4 separate regions of the Mus musculus genome follow, and regions 1, 2 and 4 are each linked to region 3. A link is a loop called in an ENCODE intact Hi-C map of the cell type or tissue named here. Cell type or tissue: gastrocnemius. All regions are shown on one strand.

What was found. Hi-C counts contacts between places; a loop is a spot of excess contacts. Peaks named below come from ENCODE experiments on the same cell type or tissue, not always from the same donor. Only the 100,000 strongest peaks of a DNase experiment are listed, where the experiment ranks them.
Region 1: a loop joins it to region 3, with 5 times the contacts of the local background. A loop is called at or near these places in 11 of 42 quality-filtered maps.
Region 2: a loop joins it to region 3, with 2.6 times the contacts of the local background. A loop is called at or near these places in 15 of 42 quality-filtered maps.
Region 4: it touches region 3 in a loop (2.1-fold over the local background); 11 of 42 quality-filtered maps call a loop at or near these places.

Annotation. Positions count from the first base shown.
Region 1 is chr13:6,288,173-6,296,172 of GRCm38, reverse strand. Gm35615 (a long non-coding RNA gene) reads left to right here and starts at 6,747. Exons shown (of 3, transcript XR_382030.2): 1 at 6,747-6,833. In gastrocnemius, a CTCF peak has its summit at 3,852 (motif pointing right); a DNase peak (open chromatin) is centred at 922.
Region 2 is chr13:6,531,972-6,539,971 of GRCm38, reverse strand. No RefSeq gene overlaps it. Among named protein-coding and RNA genes, the nearest start is that of Pitrm1, 12 kb to the left of the region's middle. In gastrocnemius, CTCF peaks have their summits at 4,187 (motif pointing right) and 7,076 (motif pointing left); a DNase peak (open chromatin) is centred at 7,091.
Region 3 is chr13:4,663,240-4,671,239 of GRCm38, reverse strand. No RefSeq gene overlaps it. Among named protein-coding and RNA genes, the nearest start is that of Akr1e1, 58 kb to the right of the region's middle. In gastrocnemius, a CTCF peak has its summit at 4,274 (motif pointing left); DNase peaks (open chromatin) are centred at 1,520 and 4,257; H3K4me3 peaks cover 223 bases; H3K27ac peaks cover 1,128 bases.
Region 4 is chr13:4,926,926-4,934,925 of GRCm38, reverse strand. No RefSeq gene overlaps it. Among named protein-coding and RNA genes, the nearest start is that of Gm40658, 210 kb to the right of the region's middle. In gastrocnemius, a CTCF peak has its summit at 3,649; no DNase peak of the experiment used is centred here.

The DNA.
Region 1 (8,000 bases), 1.6 Mb before region 3:
GATTTTTGGAGCAGAAACTAGTAAAGGGGATAACATTTGAAATGTAAATAAAGAAAATATCTAATAAAGATTATAGTTTAAAAAAGAAATGTAAATAAAGAAAATATCTAATAAAAAAAAAGAAAAAGAAAAACCAAGGCAAAATCTGATGTAGGTTATAACAAGAAATAATGACCAGGAGAGACATTAATGCAATGGAGACTAAAAAAACAGTATATAAAATCAAACAGAAAGTTAATTCTCGGGAAAATGCAAGATTGCTAAACGTCAAAATGAGAGAGAGGGGTGCGTGGGAGAGAGAAGAAAGAAGAAAGAAGAGAGAAGACCTGAGTCGGCTAAAACATGAGATGCAAAAATGCAGGTTACCATAGATTCCAGTGAAATCCAGAGAACGATTAAGGATGGCTTAGAAAACTTACATTAGAACGAAATGACCTAGAGACATGACTCAACCATTTAAAACACTTGTTGCTCTTCAAGGGAACTGGATTTCTTTTCCAGCACCCATTTTAGGGATTACAACTATCATTAACTTCACTTATAGGGGATCTGATGCCCTCTTCTGACCTTCATGTACACCAGGCACACTTATGGCATACATACATACATACATACATACATACATACAGGAAAAACACATATATCTAAAATAAAATAAATATGTAAAAAAGAAAAGGGTAAATTCATAGTCATATGTGGGGCGTGGGTGTAGGGGAAGAGTGGGGAGAGAGAGAACCCACACCCAGCCAGAGTTCCTGTGCTTTTGGCAGGCAGACGCGAGTGGACTGCCAGACACTTTCCATGCGGCCCCAGGTGGGCTGTGTAAAGCCACTGACCCCACATGGCGGGGGTGGGGGGTGTGGACAAGGGCAGCCCCCGTATCAGGTTCTCAGTCTCTGGAATCCCACGCTGGATATGGCAGAGGAGCTGAGAACAGAATAGGGGCCCCAGGGCAGCACTAGGCACCTGAGATACAAGAAGAGAGGTCAGGGGGAAAGAGGGAGCACTGGGTGGCTCCCATGCAGGCAAGAGTCTTTAGTCTGGTCCATGGCTGGAGCACAGGCAGGCCTTCCATCAGGAGGTTAGAAGAGGCTCATTAGAAGAGAGCCTATCTCGTCGTCCAAGCACGGCCTTGATGAACAGAGGCAGTCTATGGTTTTAGAGCTTTATTGTAGAAAGGCAGGGGGAAAGAGAGAGAGAGAGAGAGAGAGAGAGAGAGAGAGAGAGAGAGAGAGAGAGAGAGAGAGAGAGAGCAGCCATGGCCAAGAGGAGGGAAAGGGGAAGGGAAAGAGAGAAAGAGAGCTAGAGAGTAAGAAAGATGAAGGCTTAGAGAGAGAGAGAGGTAAAAGCTTAATGAGAGAGTAAGAAAAGTAAAAGCTTAAGAGAGAGAGGTGGAGCCAAGCAGCCCCTCTTATAGTGGGCTGTGTTATCTTGCTGTTGCTAGGTAACTGTGTGGAGGATTCAGCCAGAAGGCCAGAAGCTGGGGACATTGTCTATGTGACTAGTAGCCACATGCTTCTCTTGTTGGGGCTGTAGGGGCAGCAACTTCGACAGGAGCCAGGGGTCCAGGAGACATGAAGGAACGCCTTCTGTCCCATGTAGGTAAAAATTAACCACCCATTGGGTACCTTGGGATTCAAGACCTCAGCTTGACTGGAGACCAGGCCATCTGTGCATAGCCCATTGCCCCACAGTCATATATGACTTACCAAAATTAAATGCAGTAGTTATAAACAGCCTGAAAAGGCCTGTAACCCACAATGAGATGTAAATGTCTCCCAGTCATAAATAAATTCAGGTCAACTTGTCATTGTTGAATTATATTAAATCTTTAAGGAAACACCAATATTAATGCTTTCAACATATTCTATAAGATAGAAAAGAAAGAAAGAAACACATTCTAAAAGGCCAGATTTTCTGTGCTGGATACTTACAAAAAAAGAAAACTATAAGCCAATTTCCATGATCTTCATAAACGCAAAAATCTCACTAAAACATTTGTAAAGTAAATGTAAGAGCACATTAAGATGGAAAGATTTCTCTTAGTCAAACTGGCAGAACTAATATTGTGAAAATAGCCACATTATCAAAAGTGTTCTACAAATTCAATATAATTGCTGACAAAATACTAAAAATATTCATCACAAAAGTAGAAAACGTAATTCTAAAATGTATGTATGTATGTGAAATACCATAAATAGTCAAAATAATCCTTAACACAATTTGTAGTGGTGTAGGTATAATAACACTAGTCCTCAAATCATAGTAGAAAGCAATATTATTTTTAGAAAATGGTGTAAAAAACCAGAATAGTGTAAAGGACCTAGAAATAAACTCTCTAATTCATTTTTAGTCTGAATCTTATGCTAGTCATGGGTGAGGAATTTATAGCTTTTTCCATTTACTTCCTTATAATTTATTGGCTATTAATGTCATGTCCATCATCTTTCCAATCTATAAAAGATATAATTCTGTTTGGGTCAATTATTCTCTCATTTATGAGAAAATATTTACTGATTTTACCAAAAAGCATTTCTGTTGATATTCTGCTGCTTCTATTGATTCTTAAAATTTTAACAATAAACAAATAAAATCTTCTGAGTTCTAAGCCAACCACTTTCTTCTTTGAGTGACATGGGCCTCCATCACTTATCAATGTTCTAACCTATGGAGTTAAACTTGCTGGGGTCGCTTCCTAGTCTCCTCAGTCAATTCACTTATAAGTCAGCTCATTCTGTCACCGTTTCAGATCTCAGTTCTGTGGAGAAGGCAGCAGAATTATTAGCAGTTGTCGAAGTATCATGGACATTGTATCTAAGCTAGGATAAAACTAAGATATATGTATGAATACTGAAGCTGAAGCACTAAGTTATGTATGCATTTTACACAGGCCCTGTATAATTTCAAGGATAAAGGGCATCAGCCAAGATATATCTGAGGCATTTGCAGAGGACTAAATATAGAAAGACTCCAGATAGTATCATATTGCTAAATAAATACTCATCATGATATATATTGCTCATAGAGTAGTCATCTGTTTAAGAAAGCGAGAAAAGTGGAGCAAAGAAAAGAAAAAAATGAGAGGTGAAAGAGTTAGGGTGAAGGATATCTCTTGTACCCAAGCACTGGGTACCAAATTGAGAATTTCCCTTTTATCTTTCCAACTACAAAGTATTCCAAAGGCTGCCAAGGGCAAGAGCTACTTGAAGAACATAAGCATACACTTTTTGAACAAAGCACACACTTTGACCTTCCAGTGGCAACTTTGATGAGCTGAAATGGATCTAGCTAGACTGGGGATGTTCACAGGGCCATAGCCAGACAGTTTTGATGGAAACCTATCTTAGAAAAGTCAAGGGTTCTATTTCTATTGTTTTTTATAAAGCTGTTCCAAGTGTACACTTCAATCAGAGCTCTCCCCTGAACTCTTGATTCCTATATATGTTAGGGTTTCCAATGTTTTGGTATTTCCTTTTCTTGCCCATTGCTCTACTGAGAAGACATAAGCACGCTGTATTTTTTCTTAGCTCATAGGGAAAAATGAAGAATTTAATATAAAGGGTTCTTCCATGATCATAATATTGCTTTTCTTTATAGCTTGAAAAATATGAATTATTATGATGACCAATTAAATTAGTCTCTTTTCTTTACTATTTCAAATTACTTTCAAAAAGTTTCACGTTGAAAAATTATTACAAAATTTGAACACAGTGAACATTGGGTTTTCTCATCACAGAGAAATATGCACTTCTATTCGTTACAGATTTGTGAGTTTTTTCAAAATTCACCTAAATTTTAGTGTTTATCATGTGAGTGTGTACTTGCATATGTAAGTTTCGATTCTCATGGAGTCCAGAAGAGGGCAGCAGATACCCTGGAGCTGGAGTTACAAAAAGTTGAACACCACTGTTGGTGGGCACTGGGCACCAAACTTGAGTCTTCTGAAAGAGCAGGATATGCTGAGACATCTCCTGTCCCTGTAAGTTTATTTTAAGATAGGATTGGCATCTTTGCATTCCAATTTAGTATCTCAGGCATTTTCAAAATAATGGACATGGCATGCAAAACTTATGTTGGTAAATTATCCATTATAATAGATGATTGCCATTGTTCAAAATAACCACATCAGGAGGAAAAAAGGAACCAACTCCATAGGTTCTATTCTCTCTAGATGTAGATGCTATTTCAGATGAATGAAGCTTTTTGAAAGTTTTAATGGTTTAGATCTAAACTGTTCCCCTCAAAACTCATAATGCCTTGGTCCATGATGCAGTAGTGTTCAGAGATAAACAGTATTCAGAATGGAGCTCTTGGAAGGGGATCAAGAGGGCTCTATTTTATGAGTGCATCAATCTTATCATGAAGTCATGATTTCATGGCAGTAGAGGGACGTAGTGTTAACTGAGAAAGTAGGTTACCAGGGGCTTGTCCTGCAAGGGTACCCATTGACCTAGAGGCCTTCTCATTCCCATTGATTTCTGGGCCACCACATGAAGAGGTGATCACTTGTGCTCCACCATACTCTCTCCTCATTAGGTTCTTCCTTATCACAATCTTAGAAATAATGGATTTTAGAAACCATGGATCCTATCCCCTGAAATTGTGATCCCAAATAAATCTTTCTCATTTCAATTAGCTTTCTTAGAGTATGTGGTCACAGATGAACAGCTAACTGAGACAGAAGCTTACCTATGGAACATTATCAATTAGAGGAAAAGAAATAAGCATTTAACTTTCATTGGTAATAATGGGGAATTATGTACCAAATTTCTCAGTAGACAGCTTTATTTCACAGGGATCAAAGTAATTTTTTTTTTCCACAGACTGAACTATGTGCCAGTCTGTGTTTGTTTGTCTTTCAGTTCAATCTATGTAAAGAGGGTCAGCATTTCAGAAGATCAAAGCCATAAACAGTCTTTCTCTGTGACTGTGTAGACAACAGTACCCATTCCCCTGCCCATTACTCATACAAATTATGATTCAGGATTTAAGCAAATATGAGGTACCCTCAGATGTCTGCTGTTTATGATATAGCTGGAGAAGTAATGGTTTTCATTTGCACTTGTTTTCTCCAAGTCCTGTGGGTTGTCATCTTCTTCTGATCCTCCCCCTTCCTCTTCTTTTAACGAAACTTTCGCTTTTTTTTACCTCCTCATACCCACTTGAGGGTTCTACATTGCTGCTTGGTTTTACTGGATCAACTGGAGATCTTGCAAATCTGAGTCTTATCTTCCAGATTTGTCAGAGATTTTAAATTTTTTCCAAGATGGTTCATTGCAATATGATAAATACCAAAGCCAGAAGTAGGGGAAAATCTAATCCTTAGAGATAGAGGCAGGAAGGTCAGAGTTCAAGGGAAGCATAGGTAGCCTAACATTCTACCTGAATACCAACAGAAAGTACCATGGTGGTTTTTGTTGTTGTTGTTGGTGGTGGTACTTTTTTGTTTTTTGTTTTGTTTTGTCTTGTGTTTAACACTGTAAAAGTTAGTGTTAATTGGCAACTCAACCAAAGAATCAACAGGGAAATGTGTCATATCGAGTCTGCTTGTCTGGGATTGTCATGACAAAGTTAATTGATGTGGCAAGTCATTAGTTGTGACTAGGACCTGGGCTGTATGACAGCTGAGAAAGAAGCTTGGTAATCCCTAAGTATGTGCATGTTAATTCGTTTTTCTTGCGTGTGCATTCAGGAAGGTCTCTCAAGTCCCCACTGCTGTAACTTTCCTGCCATATCTCCTTATAGGAACTTTAAGGTATAATTGTGAGCCAGGCACACCCCTTTTCTCCTGAGCTGCTTTTCTTAAATATTTTACCACAGAAACAAGCAAGAAACTAGAACAACTATGAAGCACTGGGCATATCAAAAGGCTCAGACCTGTAATGAGTCTATACCAAACCAATCACCATTTAACAACTCACAGGACACAGATGAACTGAGAGGGTCTCACTGATTTAAGAATCCCAGTATTCATTTAAGTTAATCATGAAAAGGAGGACAGAGCAGATCTACATTAACCACATATTCACAGCATGATGCTTTACTTTGGAGAAATGTAGAGAAAAGAAGATATTATTAATGCTAAGTAAATGTACTGGTGAATTTTTTTTTTTTTTGTTGCTGTGATGAAATGCCATGACCAGTGCATCTTGCAGAAGAACAAGTTCATTTGTACTTAAAGGTCTAACAGTACATGAGTCCATATTACAGTATGGTGGCATAGCATTGGGTGGCAGGCATGTCAAGAAACTGAGAGCTCTCTTCTTCAATCTCAAGCAGGATGCAGAGAGAAGGAATTGGTCGTCATGGGAGGCTACAAAATCTTAAAGTCTGATCCAGTGTCATGTTTGCTTTAACAAGGACAAGTTCCTAAGCCTCCCCAAAATAGTGTCACCAACTGGGGAACAGTTGTTCAAATACCTGAGCAGATGGGGGACATTTCCATTCTGAGGTTACCCAGTTTATTAAAGTAAAGCTGAATCTACAATTTATAGGAAGACCCAATAATGGATCATGGTCCAGGCTGGTCAGAGGGGTTCCACACTAAATGGAAAATATAACTGAGAGCACAGATTTACAACTTCATAGCCAATTTCTTATTCATCCTTTGGAGGAGGCAAAACGTTTGATCTTGACCACACAGTTTATGCTCTTAAACTCCATTGTTAAGAGTGTTTTGAAGCAAATTTGTTGGATCTTTATTCCCTCAGTAAGTTTGCTTTCTTTATTATTTTTTTTTCATGAAGCCACAATAAGAGTTTATTGAAGATGTGCATCTGCTACATCTGCTGTGGGTCATTGCGTTACCAAGGGTTTGGCAATCACAGGTGCAGGTATGACTATATAAGTTATAAGGATTTGATCTCACAATAACCGAAGGCAACTATAACTTCAACTTTCCAGATGATCAAAAAAAGAAGCCTGGAAGTAAAATGTACCAGGAAATCTAACATTCTCAGTGTGGGTCTACAGCGTTTCAGATACACCCTAATAACCAGTATATCAACAAGTAACTAAAATGTTATAGTTAATTCACTCCATCAGTAGATGGTGAGGCAGATAAAAACTTTAGGGTATGCCATACTAAATGGGAGATGTGGGGTTTGAATTTCAGCTTTTCAGATCTTATGATCCATTATATGTAAGAGGAAAATACATATCCGAAAATTTCACTTCAAAGCCTTACACCGAGGCAATATTGCAATGGTTATGATGGTGTCAGGACAATGAAAATCCAGGTGTCTAGTAACGAGTAGACATGTAAACATGTGATGTCTAGGCTGTGTTTCTCAGCTCTTTCTTGTGGTATTTTACAAACAATTCACTTTTCATGTGCACATATTGTCTGTGTCACAAGGTCCCCTGGGCGATGGGGCAGCTGCTTGTGCTGTGGAAGATAAATGTGCTAAAATGATGACTGTTTCAAGTCCCTCAGTCATTTCAAAGGGCATTCTTAGTACAGACAGATGATGGCATTCAGTGTACTTGAAACAATACATTTGCAAGGTAAGTCACACAATGCCCTAGGATGACATTAGGACCTCAAATAGATTGTCATTGAACACAATACTGGAAATGCAGTCCATATAACTCATGTTCCATAACAAGGATATAACATCAGGGTTTTGAGTTAAAGTAAAATCATTTTCTTAAGGGAACACACCTTATTTTATTTCACTAAAGCTCTTATTATTGCAAACTTCATGCACATAAACTGCGCTAATAAAATTTCTTTTGGTATACTAGCAGTCTGCATTACACAAAACCGATAAAAAAGAGATTAAAAATTAAACATTTATGACCCCAGGAACTGCTGAGCAGGCTATGCAGAGCACATCTGTAACCATAAAAGGCAGACACTCGAAGTCGGAATCTGCCTGTTGTGCTTACTTAATTACTGGGCACAGTAACTTGTTGGATCCAGACAGAGCAAGGAGTTGGTTGTAGAAAATGTCATTTCCTAAGGGATTTCCCCATACAAATTCACGAGGGGAAGATTC
Region 2 (8,000 bases), 1.9 Mb before region 3:
AATGAAAGAACAGATAAGCAGTACTCTGATGATTAGTGAATATTGATTGTCAACCGGACAGATTCTGGACTCATTAGGGAAATGGGCTTGGTCACGAGTATGAGGAATTATCTTGATTATGTCATTGAGGTAGGAGGACCCACTTCCTATGCGTGGCATCTTTCCTTGTCAGTGGCCTTGGCCTCTATAAAATGGAGAATGGGCCTAAGCACTAGAAGTGGTGCATCCATTGCTTTCTTCTGACTGTGGACATAATGTGCTTCTAGCTTCTAGCTGTCTTGACTTCCCTGCTGTGATCTACTGGACCCCAAACTTTGAGCTAAAATAAACACTTCCTTCCTTAAGTTGCTTTATCAGAGTATTTTTATCACTTTAATGAATTCTACTTAACAAAACCTAATTTTGCATCCCAGAAAGGTTTCAAAATGTATTTCTTTAAACTATTGCACATATAAGATAAATCAAACACAATCAAATAAATCAACTACAGTCTGCTGTATCCACAGCCCCTCCCCAGAATATAGCCACCATTCATTCAGTCTCTGTTTTGGGGGGCGGGGTGGGGAGGGTAGACATACTTAACAGCAGTAGGGGGCGGGTGGGGAGGGTAGACATACTTAACAGCAGTAGGGGGTGGGGTGGGGAGGGTAGACATACTTAACAGCAGAATCTAAACACCTGGGCTACTTATAGTTTGTTCCCAGGCTTGTCTGGAACCTATGATTTGAATTGATGACATAGGCTCTGCACAATCAACAGTTATTAGCTAGCCAAAACATAAGCCCACTCCAGTCATTTATGGTGGACATCAAAGGCTAAGCAAACGAAGTGAGCAGTATAACAGAATACAGAGTAAGTGGCTTTCCTTAATAGAGAAGCCACAGGGTCTTTCTTTATAGCTCCTTACAACTGCCTTGGATGCTAAATGCAGCTGACTTCTATAAAAGCTTTCCCTCCTGTGATTTTTAGTGTTCTGAGCTTCTTTGTCTCACACTCATGCTCACAATAACCCCTTCCCACTTGTGACCCTTCATCACTGCAATCTACTCTGAAGACTGAATCAGGTCAGACCTGAATCATTGCTGACACACAGAGGTTAGATAATCCTCATTCTGAATGAAAAGTGTTGAAGGGTTTTCAAAATATAGGTAGTCAGCTCATCATTTCTTCAATGAAATCTTGGCACTTAAAAAATAACAAAATAAGGGGCTGGAGAGATGGCTCAGTAGTTAAGAGCACCAACTGCCTACTTTAATGTTAATCACATGGTATATAATCCTTATATTCAAGATATTATTTTATTTCCTGAGGACCCTAAAGATGATAGGCTATTTTATCTGTTTTTGAAGAGACTTTTCAATAATATTTACACATATTAAGTTATTGTTGTTAAATAGCACATTATATAAAAATCAAATATGGGAGATTAGCACTAATGCATCTCAAAATAACTGAATAAAACTATTAACAGAGGAAAGTAAAAAGGGCCAGCCCATAAATACAAGCCATCTGCTTTCTTGTTTCACAAATAAACTGTTATTTCTTACCTGTTTGGCAGGTATTTTTGCTAGTGTCACTTGAACATCAATAAAGCTTTGCCATACAAGGCCATGCTTTAAATTCTAGTTTGAAGGTAGCAGTAGCATGCAGTCCAGTTAATGAGGGCAAGGAGGTCAGCTCCAGGCTCAGCCTCATGCTTTTCTGCAGCTGAGCTTCATAGCTTTGCAAAGTCATTTAACTTCCCCGGGCATCACTTTACTCTTGTAGAAAATAAAAAGACATTTAAAATTGTCTTCTCTCCTACATTATGTCATTTGATGAGTTGATCCTATTGTAATAAATAGATGGTTAATATTGTGAAGTTGGCAGGACCTACTAGAATTGCCTAATGGCGATAAACCTCTGGGCACATCAGTGAGGTGGAGGCAGGCTGTAAAGTGGATTGATTGAGGTCAGATGGCTTGCCTTGAATATGGATGGCATCATCCCATAGGCTGTGGTTCTACAGTGAATAAAAAGAAGAAAGTAGGCTGAACAGCTCTCACTGCTTCTTAGATGCAGATGAAATGTGACCAGCTGCCTTACTCCGTCACCATGTTCCTCTCCATGATTGACAGTGCCCTCAAACGGAATCAACACAAATCCTTCCTTCTTTAAGTTGCTTTCCTCAGGCATTCTTTCAAAGCAAGAAGAGTAACTAATACAAACGCCTGCTTACCAACAAGGATTTCTTTGAAACCTGAGCATACCAGCATAGAAATAAATCTTAACGTGCCATTCCACCCCTTCACCATGTTCCCACTTTGCCCCTAGGATTCTATTCTCTTTCTCTCTTGCTATGCCATAAATCTAGTTAACACACTGAGAAATGGCCTTCAGAGAACAAGGGGTGTAATGTATGTATTTATGTTTGTAAACTGGAGAATGACAACTTTGTTTCTGTAAACCACAGACTTTCCCTCTTTGTTCTTTCCTCATGGTTTTACACACATCAGGTAAGACTTCTACCACTGGGCAGTAGCCCCACTTCTTCACCTGCCACCTTTTTAAATAAAAAAATAAAATTTCAAAAACAGGTACAGGGTTTTACTACATTGCCTAGGCTGGCCTTGAACCCATTTTGTAGCCCAGTAGATCATGCTTGACTTCCCAAATACCTGGGAATGCTACCAGGCCTGGCAAGAATTACCCTCTTGTTTACCATTTTATTTATGACTTTTACTTGTGTCTTAGTCAGGGTTTCTATTCCTGCACAAACATCACGACCAAGAAGCAAGTTGGGGAGGAAAGGGTTTATTCGGCTTACACTTCCATACTGCTGTTCATCACCAAAGGAAGTCAGGACTGGAAATCAAGCAGGCCAGAAAGCAGGAGCTGATGCAGAGGCCATGGAGGGATGCTCTTTACTGGCTTGCTTCCCCCGGCTTGCTCAGCCTGCTCTCTTATAGAACCAAGACTACCAGCCCAGAGATGGTCCCACCCACAAGGGGCCCTTCCCCCTTGATCACTAATTGAGAAAATGCCTTACAGTTGTATCTCATGGAAGCATTTCCTCAACTGAAGCTCCTTTTTCTGTGATAACTCCAGCTGTGTCAAGTTGACACAAAATAGCCAGTACAACGTGTGTATGTCATGATAAAGAAAATATATTTCTTATTTTAGTTGATTTTAACCTTATAAAATGATATTATATGTGATTTAAATTTGAGAGATATATGTAAAAAAAAATTCGCTGTGGTGACTTGAATATGCTTGGCCCACAGGAAGTGTGGCCTTCTTAGAATGGGTGTGGCCTTGTTGGAGGAAATGTGTCACTGTATAGGTAGACTCTGAGGGCTCCTAATGCTGGAGCCCCGTCCAGTATGGAAGGCACCTAGCTGCCTACAGGAGAGTATCTTCCTGGCTGCCTCTGCATCAGGATGTAAAACTCTCAGCTCCTTCTCCAGTACCATGTCTGCCTGGAACCTTCCATGCTTCCCACCATGATGATAATGGACCAAACCTCTGAACCTGTAAGCCAGCCCCAGTTAAATGTTATCCTTTATAAAAGTTGCCTTGGTCATAGTGTCTCTTCACAGGAATGAAACTGTAATTAAGACCTTTGGGTACTCTGCTTCTCCAATTAATATTACATAGCTAAGCTATGGTCACATGGCTGGATATTAAACTTAATAGTTATATCAGTGTGAATTAAATACTTGTATTTTTTCAATTTGTGAAAGACAGCAACAGAAATTTGACTAACACCCCCCACAGGGAAAAAAAAAAAACTCTCACGAAGCCCAGACAGGAGCCAGGTTTAATGTAACACATTAATGACGGGGGTGAGAGGAGATTTTTATATAATCATTTCCTTGATGGATTTTCCAGATTCATCTTTTATGATTTTTATTTTAAAAACAACAACAACAACATCAACATATATTTTTAGGAGGGGAGCAGGTAGGGAGACACAGTTTCATGCAGTCTAAGCTAGCAGCAAATTCAAGATGTAGCCATAGATAACCACAACTCATCCCCTTGACTCAATCCTCCTGACTGCTGGGATTCCAGACATGGCTATCACGCCAAGCTTAATTTTAAATCACTTTATTTCTTCTTGCTGATAGAATAATCTCCCTTAAGTCAATCTGTTTCCAAATCCTTCAAGTTTTCACATTGATAGGAAACACTGTAGCCACTAGATGGCCATCCTTTCCTTCTCACGGTTTCCTTGGCAAAGATTCTGCTTTTGAGTAAATACATCCTTTACAAGGCTTATTTATTTTTACTAAAATTGCTTTCATGACAGGGATTCAAACTTACAACCACTTCATACAGCTGGGTTGGCATTTTAAGAGCCATAAGCGAAGCAAAGCAAATGTCACTGTAAATAAGTGGAGAGTGAAAGGGAGTTTTTAAACAATGAGCTTCTGCCGTGTGGCACTACTTGGTCTTGTGCATTATGTAAATAAATGCACAGTGCTCAAGTTTCTGGCAGGAAAGCCCTGGATGAGAAGTCTGGAGTGGACATGGCTCAGCTTTGCCTGGTGACATTCATTAGGGCCCCTCACTGTTCACTCTGTACCATCTCGGTTTTTTTTCCCTCTCCCTCCACACTCTCTATCTAGTCTTGTCATTTATCCAGGGCTGCATGTTATTCCCTTAGTTACAATCGTTAGTTAAGTAAACCAACAAATCTTTCAGGCCACACCAGTAGAGACCTATTTCCAGAATGTTTTTGGTGAGGATCCAGAGACAATCACTGGCCAATATGTTGATACTTCCACATTTTTCTTTATGTTTTTCAATATTCCATTTACTTTTTATAGCACATGCATGAGGAGGTCACAGGATAGTTTGCAGGGTCATATGCATTCCACATTCTAGGCTTTAAAACTCAGGCTATCAGACTTGGAGGCGAGGGCTTTGACCTGCAGAGCCATCAGGGTGGCCCCTTTCCACATTATTCTGTATAAATGTGTATAAAGATATGTCAAAACAACATTTTGATCAAATATGTATTTTCTTCACATTATACTTCTGTTAGCATTTCTATTTTAAACGTCTTCAACATACTTATTTTTGTTTTATTGGGAGACAGGGGTTCATGTACCCCTGGTGGGCCTCAAACTCCCTATGTAGCCTATATGACCTTGACCTCATGATTCTCCTGCCTTTACTTCCTCAGATCGTGGATGATAGGTAAGAAGCACACTAGCTTGAATATTACTGGGGATTGAACCCAGGTATTCTTGCATGTTAGGTAGGTACTCTACCAGCTGAGCTACAGCTCTAGCCCAAACATACGTATGTGTTCTTTGAATATTAAATTTGTTCTTAGGCTTTATGTATAATGGATTCTGTTACTCCAGCTTTGACCCTCTTGCCAAGGACCAGCCTCATCTTGGAGAGGGATTCATGAGAGAAGGAGCTTTGAAACAAACAACTCAAAATCAAATCATGGGCTAAGAGCTGATGGCCTATGTTCTGCTGGAGATAGCTTTCTAGATTCCTTCTCCCTCTCCTTCTTGCTCTCCCCCCTTTCATCTCTCTCTTTTGTCAGCTTTCTCTGGAGATCTCTAGACATCTTTCTGCTCAAGACAGCTTTTTTTGAATTCTAAAAATCTTCTGGATAGCTCATCTTTTGCAGATAAAAAAAAACAGTCTTTTACTTACATATCAGATCAGTAATTACTCTAGGTTCCCTTTAGATCATCCTATGAATCAACAGCCCATTATCCCAGCCCCCAGATTCTTAAGAAGAGTTAGCATGTACAAGCACAAACAATAAGATAGGCGGGTGAGACCCTGCCCTGGAATTACTATTCCTTCAATGCCTGGGCCTGGACCTAAACTTCCTCTGTCCCAAGCTGACCTTAGAACTCAGGAATCTGCCTGCCTTTGTAAGCATAAACAAAAAAACTTAGCTGGGTGGAATCTTGCCATGGGATCACCACTCCCTAAGTCTTTTTATCTCTTTCCTTTGTATCTTTCTGGCAAGCTAGCTCATAGTGCAGCTGCCTCTGCTCTTTTAGGTCTGTGAAGCTCCTCATATAACTCATATTGCACCCTTATGTTTTGTATAGTTGAGAAATTATATATTTTGGACTCATGTTTTCATCATTCTCTCACACAGTTTTAAGGGCTGTCCTGAAGGTCACAGACCTCTAACATTTGGCTGAGACATTAGACACACACTTGCCTCCTGGATGCTGTTTCTGATTGTCATTGATACTAGCAGAGAGGACATTCCTCGAAGGAAGGTCATAAAAATATGTACATTATTATACAAGCAAATCTTATGCCCACAGCAACCATCAACACTCATGGAGGTCCATGCCCTGCTGACTCTGGTCCAGGGTGGAAACCATGTCATTCTGTTTCTCACAAGCTGGACTTGGTACCCTCTCTTCTCTCCTTCCATCCTCATCAACTTCTCTCTTTCCAGAATCTATCATTAACCAATAGTTCAGCATGGAGGGGAACCAGCCCCTAGGGCAGGCCTCCATTGGTGACTGACTGTTGATGGGTCTGTTCTTACACAGACCCAGCATAGTCAAGCACAACTGCTGTGAGATCATGTCTGAAATGGCCACGCCACGCCTAGAAGATGGCACTTCAAAGCCCTCTCCCTGTCCTCCAGTCCTTACATTCTTCCCACCCTCCTTATTCCTTTATCTCTCCATGCTTTAGAGGGGCTAGTGTACACGTCTTGTTGAGGGTTGGACACTCAATTCACTTATAAACATTTGCATTTATTCCCTTATCATCCTGGTTTCACTTCTGTCCTACCAAAGTTTATGACGAAATCATAATTCCTTCTAGTAACTGCGCTCTTAGAATACTGCATCCAGAGATTCTCAATGTTAACTTTGATATTCAAAATTGCTCTAATTTTTCTAATAAATCTAATTCCAAATCTTGTAATTTCTTAACTTTATCTTTTCTAATCATTATCTTTTAGGAAGAAATATTTCAAGTTGCCGTTTGCTTTGGGAGAAGATATTCTAACTGGGCAGCTCATACAGTTTAAGCTTTTTTGATTAACAAGTGCACTGAAGGCAGACAAGGTATGCATACCTCCATCTGCTGGCTACTCTGCTCACTGCAGGAGGCTGAAGATACCCAGCAGGCCATGCCAATAATTTAATAGGCTGAGCTTCAGGTAGGTGAGGCAGGAAGGCAACATTCCTTCTGGTGGTTGTCCCATTTGTCCTTGGTAATCCAGCTCAAACATGTAACTGGATGAGTTTAATGTTATGTTGGGTATTTGGGAGAGTTGTGAACTCTCCAACAAAATCAGAATTGGAAAATTTTGATCAATCAGTAACAATGAATTACTTCAATAAAGATTAAGATAAAAATTGGGTATTACACAGTTAGTTTGATTGGGGTTAACATTTTGGTGCTTAAAGTGTCCCTACTAGTGAAAGAAGTTTGGTAATTTTTATTTCTTAATTTTTATCCCTACTAAAATGGAAAGTGGAATCTTTAACAACTTATTTGAATTTTATCATTCTATTATTACTATTGTCTCAGTTTTACCTAACTGTATTTCTTTATTTATAAATGTAAAAAAATCAATCTTCTTTGGACAAGACTACCTATGGTGGTTAGAATGAGAAATGTTTCCCATAGGCCTCATTTTTGGAATACATGATCCTCAGTTGGTGGCGCTGTTGGGCGGTGGGATATGGTGTAGCTTTGTTGGAGAAAGCACAACACTGTGAGTGGGATTTGAGAGCACAGAGCATCACTCCACTTCTTTCTGCTTCTTGTGTGCTGTTGAAGATGTGATCTCTCAGCTTCCTTCTCTTGTAGTTTGCTGCCATGCCTCCCCACTGTGGCAGACTCTTATACCTCTGAAGCTGTAGGTCAACGTGACTTCTTTGTTCCATGAGTTGTTTTAATCATGGTGTTTTATCACTGCAACTGAAGAGTAACTCAAACACTACTCATTCTACTAAACCCACACAGACACTGTCAATATTATATACATTCTCATTTCTAAACTAATA
Region 3 (8,000 bases):
AGAGCTGTTAATCCTCACACTCTGGTTTTATTTCATTTACTTATAAGTTCACTGCTATAACTGTCTATCCCATTTTTATGGTTTTTTAAGCCTTATTTTCATTTATCATTTTCTCAATATCTTCCTGGGGGCCTACAGAGTAAGTTTGTTGCCAATGTACTGCAGAAGAACAGAGCTGTGTATCACTGATCTTCAAGGAGCATCAGTTTCATTTTACTTCTGTTTCTAGTTTCCATAATTAGTAATTACCTTGGCTTTGCAAATTCATTCATTTCATCCATAATGATAAAATTAAAAGTGTAGGCAAAATAAGGAATTTTTCCATAACTCAGTTAGGCATGGCTATTGGCCTGAACTCATGACAAGTTACTTATTCTCAAAGATTACTAATGCCTAATGTCAGACACAGGCTGCAGAAGTCTTTAATGTGTTTTCTTGTTGGCAACTGCCTCAAGCCTTGTTCAGAATAACTTAATACATTCATGATGTATTACTTTTTAATTTTCAAAAAAATCAAGTTTTCATATCTTAATTTTGGTGCACATTGGGACTAGCTTGGTGTAGATTTTTGAAATGGACTTGAATGATTGGGTGCTAGAGTCCCTACTACAGGAACATGCATATTACTCTTATGTCGCTCAGGAGTAGTTTCTGTTTTGAATGAAAATTGAGACCAAACATGGCTGATATACTACATTTTGCAGGATTTTATGGGTTGTAATATATGGACATAAAAATGCTAGTTATTCTGCATGGAGAGAAACAATATAATCAATAAAATATTTTACTGATTTCAAATATGAAAGTCAATAATTTCTCACAGGCTGAAGTTTTTGTTCATTAAAAACATGTTATCTAAACATTATCCCTAAGAGAACATGATATGCAAAATTGATTAAATATAGTTAAGACTGCAAATTATTAGAACATTAATCCTCTTGTTTAAACAGTCATGATTTTTCCCGAGAAGATAAACTTTGCTAACATTTCAGTCCTAAGTATTTTCTAACAAAATAGGCATGGATTAAGTGATTTCCAGCAGACCATTTTCAATGTTAATTTTTTTCATGTTTTTTTCATATTTTCCTATAAAGCAATCACATATTTTTACAGTTATTCTCTCAGGGGCTGAAAATAAAATCTGAGATGTTTTAATGCTCCCTTTCTTTGTGATAACATGATAAAGTCACCAGATGTTCAAGCCCAGAGGCTCTGAAAAAAACATCTGATTTGGTCATTCACTTTGATGAGTTAACTAGGGCCTAGACATTCAGTTCTACGTTAACAGTCTATCTGATCAAAAGAACATAGTCTAAAAGTTGCATAGCCGTTTTAGAACATTCTGGGGCATAACAACAACAACAAATAATGATGATGATGATGATGATAATTGGTTATTTTAATCAACCACAAACATGATACTTAATATTCGCAGTTACTCATTTGATCTTGCTTCTAAAGAATGTAGGGGCCCTTGGTGCTGTGAAGGCTCAATGCCCCAGTGTAAGGGAATGCCAGGCAGGGAGCCAGAAGTGGGTGGGTAGGTAGGTAGGGGAACACCCTCATACAAGCAGGGGGAGAGAGGTAAGATAGGGAGTTTCTGGAGGGGAAACCAGGAAAGGGGATAACATTTGAAATGTAAATAAAGAAAATATCCAATAAAAGAAAAGAAAAAATAAATAAATAATTAAAAATATAGAACCCAATGAACTGCTTTTGCGAACTGAAATTTAGTTAAATGATTGCTCTGATATTGGCAATTTTATTTCAAAACATTTTCGGGGGAAACAATAGTATAATATTTATACATTTCATACAATAATTCATTTTCATAATCAAGACTTTCTAGTGTAGTATATAAATTTGAGAATGCCATATTTGAGTATCATTTCTAACCCTATAGTTACTTCTATGTCATCCCTCAAAAACATCACCTCTCAAATTCATGATCTCTTCTCCCATAATTCTCTTTCTCTGTCTCTCTGTCTCTGTGTCTCTCTGTGTCGCTCTGTGTCTCTGTGTCTCTGTGTCTCTCTGTCTCTCTCACACTCACACACACACACACACACACACACACACACACACACACACACAGCATAACCTACTGAGTCCAACCACTGTTTCTTGTCCGTACACACATTAGGGTTGACAACTGAGGATTGAGGCATTATTATTGAAGAAAGCTGATTTTCTCTCCTTTGCAGCCATCAACTGCCCTCATCTAGGGGTGTCCTTGTGAAGCTTTTCTCCACCAATGGTGCCATGCCAACTGCCATGAAGTTTGCAGGTATTGTACAGGACACTTTATTGTTGAGAGGTGACAGATGCAGGCTGAGTACCAGGTCACAGCTGTAAGAGTGCTCTGTGGACATGAAAGGAATGTAGCTTTGTTGTGTGTGTGTGTGTGTTTTTTTTTTTAAATGTATTCCTCATTATGACACGTAGCAACTCTGTTTAATGTTAAAATGCCACTCCAATTTTACTGGATGACAAAAACCATTAGCCATTGTGTGGTTTGGGTTAAGTACTGGATCTTCAGTGTTTAGGACATAAAGAATAAAGGGTTCAATGTGACCATCCCCTCTCCCTGATGCCTAGTGATTATGAGGCCACTCTGGGAAAAATAAGATATGTCTTTAAAAGAAAAAAAAACAGAAATAAAAGCAACAAAACATATATTTTCTGTGGATTAAAACAAACAACAACCAAAAAAAAGAGGAAAGAAAGAGAAAAAAAGTAGATAAGAATTTTTCTTCAACAATTTTGATTTTCTAGAAATTCTTTTTTCTCACCTATCCTGGTTACTTTAATAGTCAACTTCAGAGTCATTTGAGAAAAGAGGCCTTAAATGAGGAATGCCTTTGATAAGCTGAAAGTATGCAGGAATTTTCTAGAGGACTTGTCTTAATGGTCAATTGATATTGGGGACCCAGAATACTGTGAGCAGCATAATTCCCTAGGCTGGTGGTCCTGATATGTGTAAAAAATCTGTGCATGAGCCTGTGAGTAAACCCGCAAACAACATTCTTCCATGATTTCTACTTCAAGTTCTGACTTCAGTTTCTGCCTGGAATTACTTCGGTGATGTATTTTAAAGTACGAGACGAATTAAACCCTTTTCTTTTCTATACTGCTTTTGATCATTGTTTTATCACAGCAGCAGAAAGGAAACAAAAGCATCACTTTCGTAAGAAGGGTGTTTAATTAATCATTTTCAACAGAAATTATCATTTACAATCTGGCAGAGAACTTTTATAATAGTTGGCATTATCATCATGAAAAAATGAGAAATAAATTAATTTTAACATACTAATTGTACTTACTTGTTAGTAATTTCATATGCTAACTATTCTCCAGAGGCTGGCCGCACCTTCATGGATGAGGTAATTATCTGAAGTCCATGGCTATCATCAACTTTCTGTCATGTTAATTTATCAGCTGTGGTGATTACTATTGATAGAATGTATGTTCCTTCTGACCTCAACCTCCCATTATGCCTTTCTTTCTATAATATAAGCATGATTTTCAATATGAATGCTTACACTGTGAATAGTATACGTCCATTACCCTTTAGCAACATTGTCAAAGTTATATCTTCCTAATCATTTCTTTTACTGTGAAATCGGTTGACTCTACAGGAAACATCTTCACAGTCTGAATTAAATGTGTGAACAACAGCTCTTTCTCTTTACTACAGAAATAGCTAGAGGGTGGACAGGAAACATTTGGCAAAATGTCTTTCTCAGGTCACACAACACAAACGGAAGGAAGCTATGTTCTCACTGAAAATGCCATTCCTCAAATGACTTATGTCTCAGAAAATGTGACCAATGCACTAAATAAACATAGATAGACATATATTTTCATTAATGATCACATACCTCCCAAATTTTTATTACGTGGCTGGTAGAGAACTCAACTAACAATATGGCTAATTCTATCCATCATGGATGTATTTAAGTAAGGTGCTCTCTAAGCACCTCCACTGTAGGTAGTTCAAGGTCACAAATCTCAGATTTCATAGCCATTAAAGCAAGACTTGTACCAGGAAGACCTTAAGATGGGGGGGTGGGGGGAATCAGATATTATGTTAACAGTGGTATAATTACTTTAGCACGATTATTAAATGTTTCGTGGTTATATTTTTAAAGATTAATTTTCAATAATTTCTTATTTTAGGACCATTAAGAACTCATAGGCAATGAGAGGGAATGATTGACATTTTCTGTCAGAGGTAAATTTAAAATGGGCTGTTGCGCCATCTGCTGGCAGTTCTAAAGCCATCCAATTGAGAAGCTAATCTCGTTCACATTTTTAACAGCGTGTTTCATTTTTACCCCTGCTCTCTCTCTCTCTCTGGCAAGGCTTTCAAAAATGCTTTCTGAACCTCATGTAAGGTGAGCATAAATGCCAATAACTATGATTCTTTAAAAAATAATGTGAAGTTGTGAGCTTTACATCACATGCATTATTCGTCTTTTCACGTGTTTTAATGAGGTACAGAATTTTTCTTTTTTAAACGCATACCACTTTGGATTTTTTGGTATAAAAAAATGGATCATTTGGACGCTGACAACTAGTATTTAAAATGGAACCTCCCACCCCCAACTCAAGTCTCACTCCAGGAAGCTAAAAGCTGCAAAATGAAGCGGCTTCCCTGGCTACAATCATCTAACCATACTTTTTCCCATAGGCATGCTAACAGAGTCTTTCCCAAAATGACACTTTGTGATGTGTCATACATATGCATGATTCCATCCTGCCAAGGAGCAGGAAGCAACGCAAGTGCTTTTCTGAAAGGGATGATTTGAGTCAAAGTTGTGATGAATACAAGTACATTAATGAACAAAGAACAAAGGAAATTCCTTTCCATAAAAAAAAAAAAAAAAGAATGCATTTTTTTGGTATAACATCAAAGAGATAATTAAAAAGCATAGTTCTTTATTTGACATTGTGCATCTCTTTGAACTGTCAGGATACACAGGGAATGGTGTTTTGTGTCTATGGAAAGGGAGAAGAAATGTGTCTCTTTTAGGGTAAATAAAAGGGGCACATAGTTTTGGTGACTTTAAATAATTCTAATATTGAAAAAACATACCCTTATTCTCCCATTACCAATCACTGAAAATAAACAGCAAGTTTTGGGGAAGGTCCACTTCATCAAGTTTGCAGAATTGCTACCTCAGAACATGTTCCACGGTCAGCTGAAAGTGACTTGAGAAGAGTAAAGATATCGATAAATTCTGGAATCAAAAATCTGTCCTTGAATTAGGACACAGAGGACAATTCTACAAATGTTACATAACCATATGCAGTGTTTGGAAACAATCATGAAACTAAACAGCTAAACTGCTGATATACACTGTGGTCATGACTGTAAGCAAATTTTTTTTTTAAATGAATCCTTATTTAATACATCCCATGAAGAATGGCTAACAGGTCCATGACAGAGCTTTGTGAAAACAGTTAAGGATCTTCATGAGAATGGGAGCCTTGGGAGTTGAAACTCCCTCTGAGACCTGGACCATTGGTGATGTCTTTACAAGGATGGCAAGGCTATGCTTCAGAAAATGCAAATCCCTTTTAGCTTCTATGAAATACTTCATTAGTATGAATATAGTGGTGCAGTTTGGATTGCCAACCCCAATCCCATCATTTCCTTTGTCTCCACACTCCCTTCCATCTACCTCTACTTAGAAACAGTAGTACATTGGTACATGGATATAAAATAAAGCAATAATTATCAGTCACAAATAAATTCACTACAGGAACCCCCTGAATATGATGTATATTCCCTTCTGGGGCTAAATACCATTTTGTTTCTGAAGTCAACAACAATAACCAAATAACCCAGTGCTTCCAAAAACTAACAAATACTCATTTCCATTTCTCCAGCTCTAGTTGAGTGGCTGGGTTGACTATGTTCCTCTTTTGGTTGCTTTCGAGTTTATATGAATTTAATGGGTGGGGTAAATATTTACAGTCAAGCATGAGTGTATCCACAGGACAATCACCTTGGCCCAGATCTCAAGAGGTTTAACATATTAAGGCTGACCAGGGAAAACAATCAAAATATCAATAAGGGCGCAATCAAATCCTGCTAAGGGCTATAGAAGCCATGTCTATTAAAAAAGTCAGTGAACAGGAAGACACTGGAAACCCATCAGATAACCCAGTTAATCTTTTTTATTCTCACATAGCATGAAACCAAAGGGAATTTTCAAGAACCAATCTAAGTGTGGACAAATTATAAAATGCTAAATAAAATTTTAAATACAAATTTACTATAGTCAAACATGCAAAGACATAAATTTATCAGCGATAATATTTTTATTCAAAATGTAATCACACTGATCCTTTGGAATCTGTTCTTATGTTGACTTAAAAATAATAGTCAACTTTATAGTGTACAGAAATCCCCTTTAAAATCCTCCCCATTCAAATATCATTCCCACTTTCTCAGTTCTATCTTTAAGGTCACTGACTGACAATGTGACCACAGAGACTCAGAATTATGCTTGCTAGATGTTTACATCTTTCTTTCAAAAATGAGGGAGGGAGTAATACACCTCAGGCTTTACATTATTTTTAAGTTTATTTCAAAATTAGCAGATCATTATATATATATATATATACATATATATATATATATATATATATATATATATATATATATATATATAATAAAGGCAAAAATAAAACATATACTGTATTCTCCAAATAATTCCCTCTCATTTTTTATGAAAACTGTCAATTTCTTGATTATTTCAAAGGCCTTTAAACCATATGAAGTTCAGATAGTTACAAACGGCCACCACCAGTTACAAACGGTAATTCAGTTCTTTCTGCAAACCAGTATAAAATTCTTAACTGACCTGAAGGGTACCTTTTGACTAGGACACTATTTATTTTAATGGAGTGTTAAGAAAAATGCACAACAAAGAAGGTGCCATTTAGAAACTCCCAATAAATCAAAGCAGGGAATTATTTGTGTAATAATACATATAACTTTGATATTGTTTAATGTTATTATTTTTAAAATTATAATCCTAACTGCTGACTTAATAAACACATATTTCATAAATTGCCTCTTTACCAACAATATTTCTTTTCTTTCATTTTCCAAATAGTATAAACTAATAATAAATGATGCTAATGTTAGTTAACTAGTCCACAAAATTGAGTACTGTAATATTTTGTGTATTAGTTGAAATATAAATTAAAACTCATATATCAATAAAATGAAGTCATGTTTCAAATTTATGTATCAATCCATTTGAAAAATATGGACTATTGAGGATGCCATAGCATTAAAAAGTACTTGAGAATGCTAGATGTTTTAATATATAACTTTAAAATATGGAGCCTGGAATTTACTCTGAAGTCAGTCATGGATCCTGTATGAACTTCAAAATATTTATAGCTGTCTGAAGCTCAGGATAAGAGTGCAGAAGACCAATATAAGCACATTGGTTGTTTCCAAGCGGGATGTTATCCATTCTTAGGGACTCCTCCTACCTCTTTTTGTAGTGTTTGTTTTTCCAGACGTTTGTTTGTTTGTTCACTGGTTTGATTTCATTTTGGCTAGAATTATTTAACTGAAGAAATAAAATCTGGTCAGGAAAATGGGAGGAGGGGGGAGAACACGTAAAATACATTATTACATTTTTGAAGGTTCCCCTTCCTTATTGTTGAGAAATTAGACATGTCTATTTCCTGTTGGAGAACTTAAAATGTTTTCTCAAACATGAGTAAATCTGCCCAATAAAAACATTTTTACATTAACTCTGATATTTAGACACCCTTAAGCATTATTTTATGATTTCTTCCTGAAGGCATAAAACCTCTTTGCTAGGCTCTGGAATCAATAAACAACAAGTGTCAGGAAGACACACTCTTGACTCAAACCCAGCAATTTTGTTGTTGTCCTCTCCCTCTCCCTCTCCCCTCTCCCCTCTCCCCTCTTCTTCTCCCCTCTTCTTCTCCCGTCTTCTTCTCCC
Region 4 (8,000 bases), 260 kb before region 3:
AGCACTGTTTGTAAAGCAAATTATGAAGCACTGTTACAAGCAAATCACGAGAGTATAAGTCAAAAACCAGGCAAACAGAAATGGAGCTTCCTAATGACTTACTTCCTCCTGCTCTGCAAAGCATTCTGTTAAGCCATGCAATTTTTATTTGACTTCTTGATCTCTGATTAGTTCCTTCTCCTTCGTGACTGCCATTTTAAATAAAAAGTGATATGTGTTGTGTTTATAATAATACCAATATAAATAGCTCTAATTAAAATGAGATGGAATGCATGCAGCATTCAAATAAAATTGACATAATTAAAATAATTCATGTGGCTATATTTTTTATATTTCAGTATATCAAAATAAATTAGTTGATTATAGAAGGTTAATAATTAATTTGAAATGTTTATAGTAAGATACTGACCTAATAATATGTTCTGTTGTCTTTCTAGATTTTAATATTTATATAATTTAGATGTTGGCTAAAAATGAATGTATGCTAAACTCTTATAATTAGATCTAGTTCTACTACTTTATAGTCAAGAGAGATACATTTATTTAAGATAGACAAATACCATTTGCATCACATTAGCATTTTATTTAGAGACAAAATAGCTGTACTTGTTAGTATAAATGAACTTATTTATCTCTGAGTACACAGATCTTAATTAATTGTATGAGTTTCTATGCTGTATGTGTGATCATCTGCATGTGAGTGCATGTATGTCGGAAAGTACATATGCATATGTATTTGTGAATGAACTTATTCACAAATGTATGTAAATACACACAGCACTTGTGTGGGAGACAGAGAATGTTAAGTGTGTGTGTGTGTGTGTGTGTGTGTGTGTGTGTGTGTGTGTGTGCATGTTTGTAAAGGGTAAAAGTCAAGTGTCCTTCCTCAGACACCACTTAACCTTTTTCTATTTGTGAAATGATTTTTCATTTCTGGAACTCACTAGACAGGCCAGGCTGGCAGAAAGAAGCTCAAGAGATCCATCTCCCTGCCTCCCTAGTGCTAGGATTACTAGCAGGGGTCAACAGATGTGGCATTGTTTTATCCTGGATTCTGGAGATGAGACTCTGGTCTTCTTGTTTCCAAAGCAAGCATTTTGCTGCCTGAGTTATCTTCCCAATCTTGAAATGATTTCACATCACCAAAAATCTTAAATAAAAACATGTCTATTCGATGCTTTGCTATCTTTCTAACTTGTTGACATTTTAGTTATTCTTCAACTAAACCATTTTGAATGTTATAATTTTCATGAGTTGTGATCTTTTTTATGTAGTTTTCATTTTGAGATTTTTGATAGTATATAAAAGAGTAAAAGTCACCAGATGCCTTGGAGCACATTTATCTGGACGCTATGGAAATCGTACTTGGGCGTGAGCAGATACAAGCGCTTCTTCTAGAGCACAGATGACCGCAAATTCTCTAGTAATAAGAAGTGATATAAAGAAACAGCACTTGTGGCCCAATCATGGAAGAGACTAGCAGGTTTATGAAGTTATGAACATAATTGCCTCATGTTCCAGCAATGGAAAGTACTTGTGACATACAAATGTCTTCACAACTCTGTCTGTGGGGATGTATGTGAGTTCTTGTTTGGGGTTCCTATCAAATTCCAAAGCATATGGGAAATTGTGGTTAGGAAAGGATAAAAGACCACATCTAGAAATCCTGAGTATCCCAAGCACACATTCCTCTCTTTTAACTAGGTTTTAGGTCCATCAAGCTAGCTCAGTACGTAAAAGGCATTGGTAGCTATGCTCAGACTTGAACTGAGTTCAATCCCCAGGAACCACATATAGAAGGAACCAGCCAACAGATGCTCTCTGATCTCCACACTGGCCAATGCCTGTCTACATTCACCTGAGTTCTTGTGCACGCGCACGCGCGCGCGCACACACACACACACACACACACACACACACACATACACACACACACACACACATGCACACACACACACACACACTAAAATTTTTAAATGTAGAACAGTAAGAATCCTTAATTGTGGGAAATTTTTATTTTTTAATTTTATTCATACAGACAAGAAAACATTGTAGACTTGCTCATTTCCAAACTCCAGAAACCTAAGAGTGTCTGGAGATATGGCTCAGTGGTTAAGAGAACATGCTGTTAGCACAGCAGATTTGACATTGGTTCTCGGCATTCATGTCAAGTAGCTTTCCTTTTTCTTTTTTTCTTTTTTTTGGGGGAGTGGGGTGGGGTGGGCACTTTTCCAAAAATGTATTCACCACCAAAATTCTTCCAAGGTATCTTCAACAGTACAAGTTAGAAAATGATATAATAAGGATCTTATTTGAATTATTGGTAAACAAAGAAGGTAAATAAAGATGTATAGAACATAGATCAAGAATATATTATTTTTGATTAATAGCCCAGGTCTGTAATTTTTCAAACTGTATTATCAAGTTAATAATGTGTAAATACAGCTTCCAGTGACCTAACACTCTCTCTGGCATTTGCTGGTACCTGGACACATATGGTGGCCACTCATATACACAAATTTTAAAATTATATATTAAAAATCATCCTAAGACTAAGTTATAGGCCAGTTCTGGTGCCATCACTCAAGAAACAGGGGCATCAGAAGGCATCCTTCTCAATTGGGGGGAGGGGGGGAATAGTGAGATCCGATGTAAGAAATAAATCAAAGCAACAACAGCAATTAAAACAAAACCAAATGAGTTAATATTGAATCTCAGGAATGCTGAGGACTTGTCTGTTATATAGCAGTGTGGAACATTTGGGGGCCCATGTGTCCCTTTTGTTTTACTAATGTATGTCTGTTTTATTTTAGGTCTTTTGTGTCTCCTCTCTGGACCCAAGTTTGTTTATCTCCAAAAGAAACTGTAGTATAGGATCCCCAAATGCCCTGGCTCATTGACTTTGTTTTTGGAAGACCAATAATGAACAGAAAAGAAATGAGTGATTTAGACTTCCCCTTCAAACAGTTTTGAAATTATCACCCTAGGCTTACAGGTCTCAAGTTATTTTCAACAATTCAGTGAATTAAAAAAAAGAAAATACAAGAAAAACTTGAGGAAAAAGCAAAATGATTTAAGCAAAGCAATAAAATTACTCTTTAACGGTGATCCTCCAGGCTTTGTGTGTTTTTAGTAGAATTTATAACTGGCTGAGTATTTTATTTCTTTCCCACATACTTAACTCCTTCCTTAAAAGAAGTTACTCCCTACCTTTCAAAGCATTGCATTTAATCTGATATTTTAACAACACTGAAATAATCACATGAACTGGACTAAACTTATTTTTTAAAGCTGGAAAAGAAATAGTAAGTCTTTTTTAAAAATATTTTTTATTATTACGTATTTTCCTCAATTATATTTAGAATGCTATCCCAAAAGTCCCCCATACGCCCCCCCGCCCCCACTTCCCTACCCACCCATTCCCATTTTTTGGCCCTGGCATTCCCCTGTACTGGGGCATATAAAGTTTGTGTGTCCAATGGGCCCCTCTTTCCAGTGATGTCCGACTAGGCCATCTTTTGATACATATGCAGCTAGAGTCAAGAGCTCCGGGGTACTGGTTAGTTCATAATGTTGTTCCACCTATAGGGTTGCAGTTCCCTTTAGCTCCTTGGATACTTTCTCTAGCTCCTCCATTGGGGGCGCTGTGCTCCATCCAATAGCTGACTGTGAGCATCTACTTATATGTTTGCTAGTCCCCTGCCTAGTCTTTCTTGTCTAAAATCTTGAGAACATCTGACATAAATTAGTCAGCCCCATTAATACAAATTTTACTCTGAGTATACACATAAACAATGAAGATTGGTAAAATTAAATAACCCTACTCTCTCTTGTAGTAAAATGGATGATCTTTACTTCAGAATTTCTACAGTGATAGGGACTCAGTGGATAAGACCACTGACCTCTCTTGCAAAGAAGTAGATTGGTTTGTAGCTCTAGGTCCAGAGGATCTGATGCCTCTTTAAACTCTTCTGATGGTTCCTGCTTCTATGTGGCTCACATACGTCAAAGACACCATTTGTCATGTCTGGATACCAGTGTTCTCTTAGGTCATATCTTCTTAAAGGAAGGAGATTCAGTTTAGAGACACAGTTTAAGTGAAGTTTATTCAGAAATTCAAAGCACATCCTTCAAAGAAAGATTGGGGCAGTCTGTCACTAAATTGACACATTTGCACAACGAGCTCCATGTTGAGGATTTTAAAGAACTTCTAACTGATGTGTACAAATCAGGATGTATATTTTTGGGTAAGAGGAGCTCCTTTACCCTCCCATATTATATTAGACCAGATCTCCTTTCCAAGGCATTTCTTTCCACTCTCCTATAGAAAATCCATGCTATGCTTGAGAATGGTGGTAAATTTTTAAAGAAACCAAAGCCTGTTGAGGATGTAGTACCTTAGTTAAGACACAGGCATGTTGATCTAATTTCAAAATAGTAGACAATGTAAGATGAATCACACTGGGGGTGTTTTCACTGATCAATGTCACTGCAATGGAGCTATAGATGTGGTTTGCCTTGTCTATTACAGATGGAACCCCTTCTGGACACTACTTAAAGTCTCATCATTGATCTTTTGGGCCTTCAACAGAGCTTTGTGATATCCTCTCAGGCCATGCAAACAAGAACAATGCATGGGCTTAGTTTAAAGACCCACCCCTCCCAGCAACTTGTTCATTCTAATCTTCTAATCATGGTCATAGATAGGACTCGTCAATGCTATTTAATTATATAAAAGTAAAGCATCTAGAAAGGGAGATAATGTGTGTGTGGGCTAGCAAGATGGGTCAGTGGGTAAAATTCCTTGCTAACAAGCCAGGGAACTTGAGTTCTATTCCTGGTTTATATTTAAGAGGCCTGGATGCAGAAAGATAGATATTCTCCAATACATGGCCTTCTGACCTACATGTGCTGTGGTGTGTGAGTGTTGTGTGTGTGTGTGAACAGGGCGGCAAATAAACATACATTACAAGAAAAATAAATGAATATATAAAATTAAAAACAAAATATATGAACAAAGCCAGCATTTGTATACATGATAGATCTAGGTGTCCCGATATTAGCTATGGAAATTTATCCAGTCTTCTACTGTAGTTAACATGTATGAATCTAGTAAATGACTAATAAAGTAATAATAAAACTATATAAATCTGCATGAACTTACATTCATACTATGTTTGATGGGTAATTATTCTCAATAAAAGAATTTCTTTGTCAAAAGACACATTAGTACTACGTGGGCAGTGAGATTTGCTCACAGAAGTTCATTATAATGAAGAACACCAGCTTCCTATTCTCAGCATATATGTTACAGGAGTGTAGTGTGGGGTATCTGACCACATTTAATAACACAAGTCACACTGAGCATCACAGACAACCATTTGGATCTTTTGTATTTAATTAGAGGCAGGTACAAAGGGGATATCCAATTCAAATATTCTGAAATTGTTGAAACAAAAAGACAACAATTATTGCTCTTTAATAAAAATATAAAATACAAGCTTTTGCAGTCTTCAAACAATGAAATTCTGTAGACTTTGTTTTGAATTTTTAAAATAGAAATTATATAGTGGGAAAGGTACTAGATTTTGGAACAATTTTTTTCCATTTTTTATTAGGTATTTAGCTCATTTACATTTCCAATGCTATACCAAAAGTCGCCCATACCCACCCACCCCCACTCCCCTACCCACCCACTCCCCCTTTTTGGCCCTGGCGTTCCCCTGTACTGGGGCATATAAAGTTGGCAAGTCCAATGGGCCTCTCTTTGCAGTGATGGCCGACTAGGCCATCTTTTGATACATATGCAGCTAGTGACAAGGGTACTGCTTAGTTCATATTGTTGTTCCACCTATAGGGTTGAAGTTCCCTTTAGTTCCTTGGGTGCTTTCTCTAGTTCCTCCATTAGGAGGAACCATCTCAGGGTTGTTTTGATTTGCATTTCCCTGATGATTAAGGATGTTGAACATTTTTTCAGGTGCTTCTCTGCCATTCGGTATTCCTTGGGTGAGAAATCTTTGTTCAGTTCTGAGCCCCATTTTTTAATGGGGTTATTTGATTTTATGGAGTCTACCTTCTTAAGTTCTTTATATATATTGGATATTAGTCTCCTGTCCATTTTGGGATAGGTAAAGATCCTTTCCCAATCTGTTGGTGGTCTTTTTGTCTTATTGACGGTGTCTTTTGCCTTGCAGAAGCTTTGCAATTTTATGAGGTCCCATTTATCGATTCTCGATCTTACAGCACAAGCCATTGCTGTTCTATTCAGGAATTTTTCCCCTGTACCCATATCTTCGAGGTTTTTCCCTACTTTCTCCTCTATAAGTTTCAGTGTCTCTGGTTTTATGTGGAGATCCTTAATCCACTTAGATTTGACCTTAGTACAAAGAGATAGTACTGGATCAATTCGAAATCTTCTACATGATAACAGCCAGTCGTGCCAGCACCATTTGTTGAAAATGCTGTCTTTTTTCCACTGGATGGTTTTAGCTCCCTTGTCAAAGATCAAGTGACCATAGGTGTGTGGGTTCATCTCTGGGTCTTCAATTCTGTTCCATTGGTCTACTTGTCTGTTGCTATACCAGTACCATGCAGTTTTTATCACAATTGCTCTGTAGTACATCTTTAGGTCGGGCATGGTGATTCCACCAGATGTTCTTTTATCCTTGAGAAGAGTTTTTGCTATCCTAGGTTTTTTGTTATTCCAGATGAATCCGCCGATGTCCCTTTCTAATTCGTTGAAGAATTGAGTTGGAATTTTGATGGAGATTGCATTGAATCTGTAGATTGCTTCTGGCAAGATAGCCATTTTTTACTATATTGATCCTGCCGATCCATGAGCATGGGAGATCTTCCCATCTTCTGAGATCTTCTTTAATTTCTTTCTTCAAAGACTTGAAGTTCTTGTCATACAGATCTTTCACTTCCTTAGTTAGAGTCCCGCCTAGGTATTTTATATTATTTGTGGCTATTGAGAAGGGTGTTGTTTCCCTAATTTCTTTCTCACCCTGTTTATCCTTTGTGTAGAGAAAGGCCATTGACTTGTTTGAGTTAATTTTATATCCAGCTACTTCACTGAAGCTGTTTATCAGGCTTAGGAGTTCTCTCTTGGAATTTTTAGGGTCACTTATATATACTATCATATCATCTGCAAAAAGTGATAATTTGACTTCTTCCTTTCCAATTTGTATCCCCTTGATCTCCTTTTGTTGTCGAATTGCTCTGGCTAGGACTTCAAGTACAATGTTGAATAGGTAGGGAGAGAGTGGACAGCCTTGTCTAGTCCCTGATTTTAGTAGGATTGCTTCAAGCTTCTCACCATTTATTTTGATGTTGGCTACTGGTTTGCTGTAGATTGCTTTTATCATGTTTAGGTATGGGCCTTGAATTCCTGATCTTTCCAAGACTTTTATCATGAATGGGTGTTGGATTTTGTCAAATGCTTTCTCTGCATCTAACGAGATAATCATGTGGTTTTTGTCTTTGAGTTTGTTTATATACTGGATTATGTTGATGGATTTCCAGATATTGAACCATCCCTGCATCCCTGGGATGAAACCTACTTGGTCAGGATGGATGATTGGTTTGATGTGTTCTTGGATTCGGTTAGCAAGAACTTTATTGAGGATTTTTGAATCAATATTCATAAGGGAAATTGGTCTGAAGTTCTCTATCTTTGTGGGGACATTTTGTGGTTTAGGTATCAGAGTAATTGTGGCTTAATAGTATGAGTTGGGTAGAGTACCTTCTGTTTCCAGTTTGTGGAATAGTTTGTGAAGAACTGGGATTAGATCTTCTTTGAAGGTCTGATAGAACTCTGCACTAAACCCATATGGTCCTGGTCTTTTTTTGGTTGGGAGACTATTAATGACTGCTTCTATTTCTTTAGGGGATATCGGGCTGTTTAGATCATTAACCTGATCTTGATTCAGCTTTGGTACCTGGTATCTGTCTAGAAACTTCTCCATTTCATCCAGGTTCTCCAGTTTTGTTGAGTATAG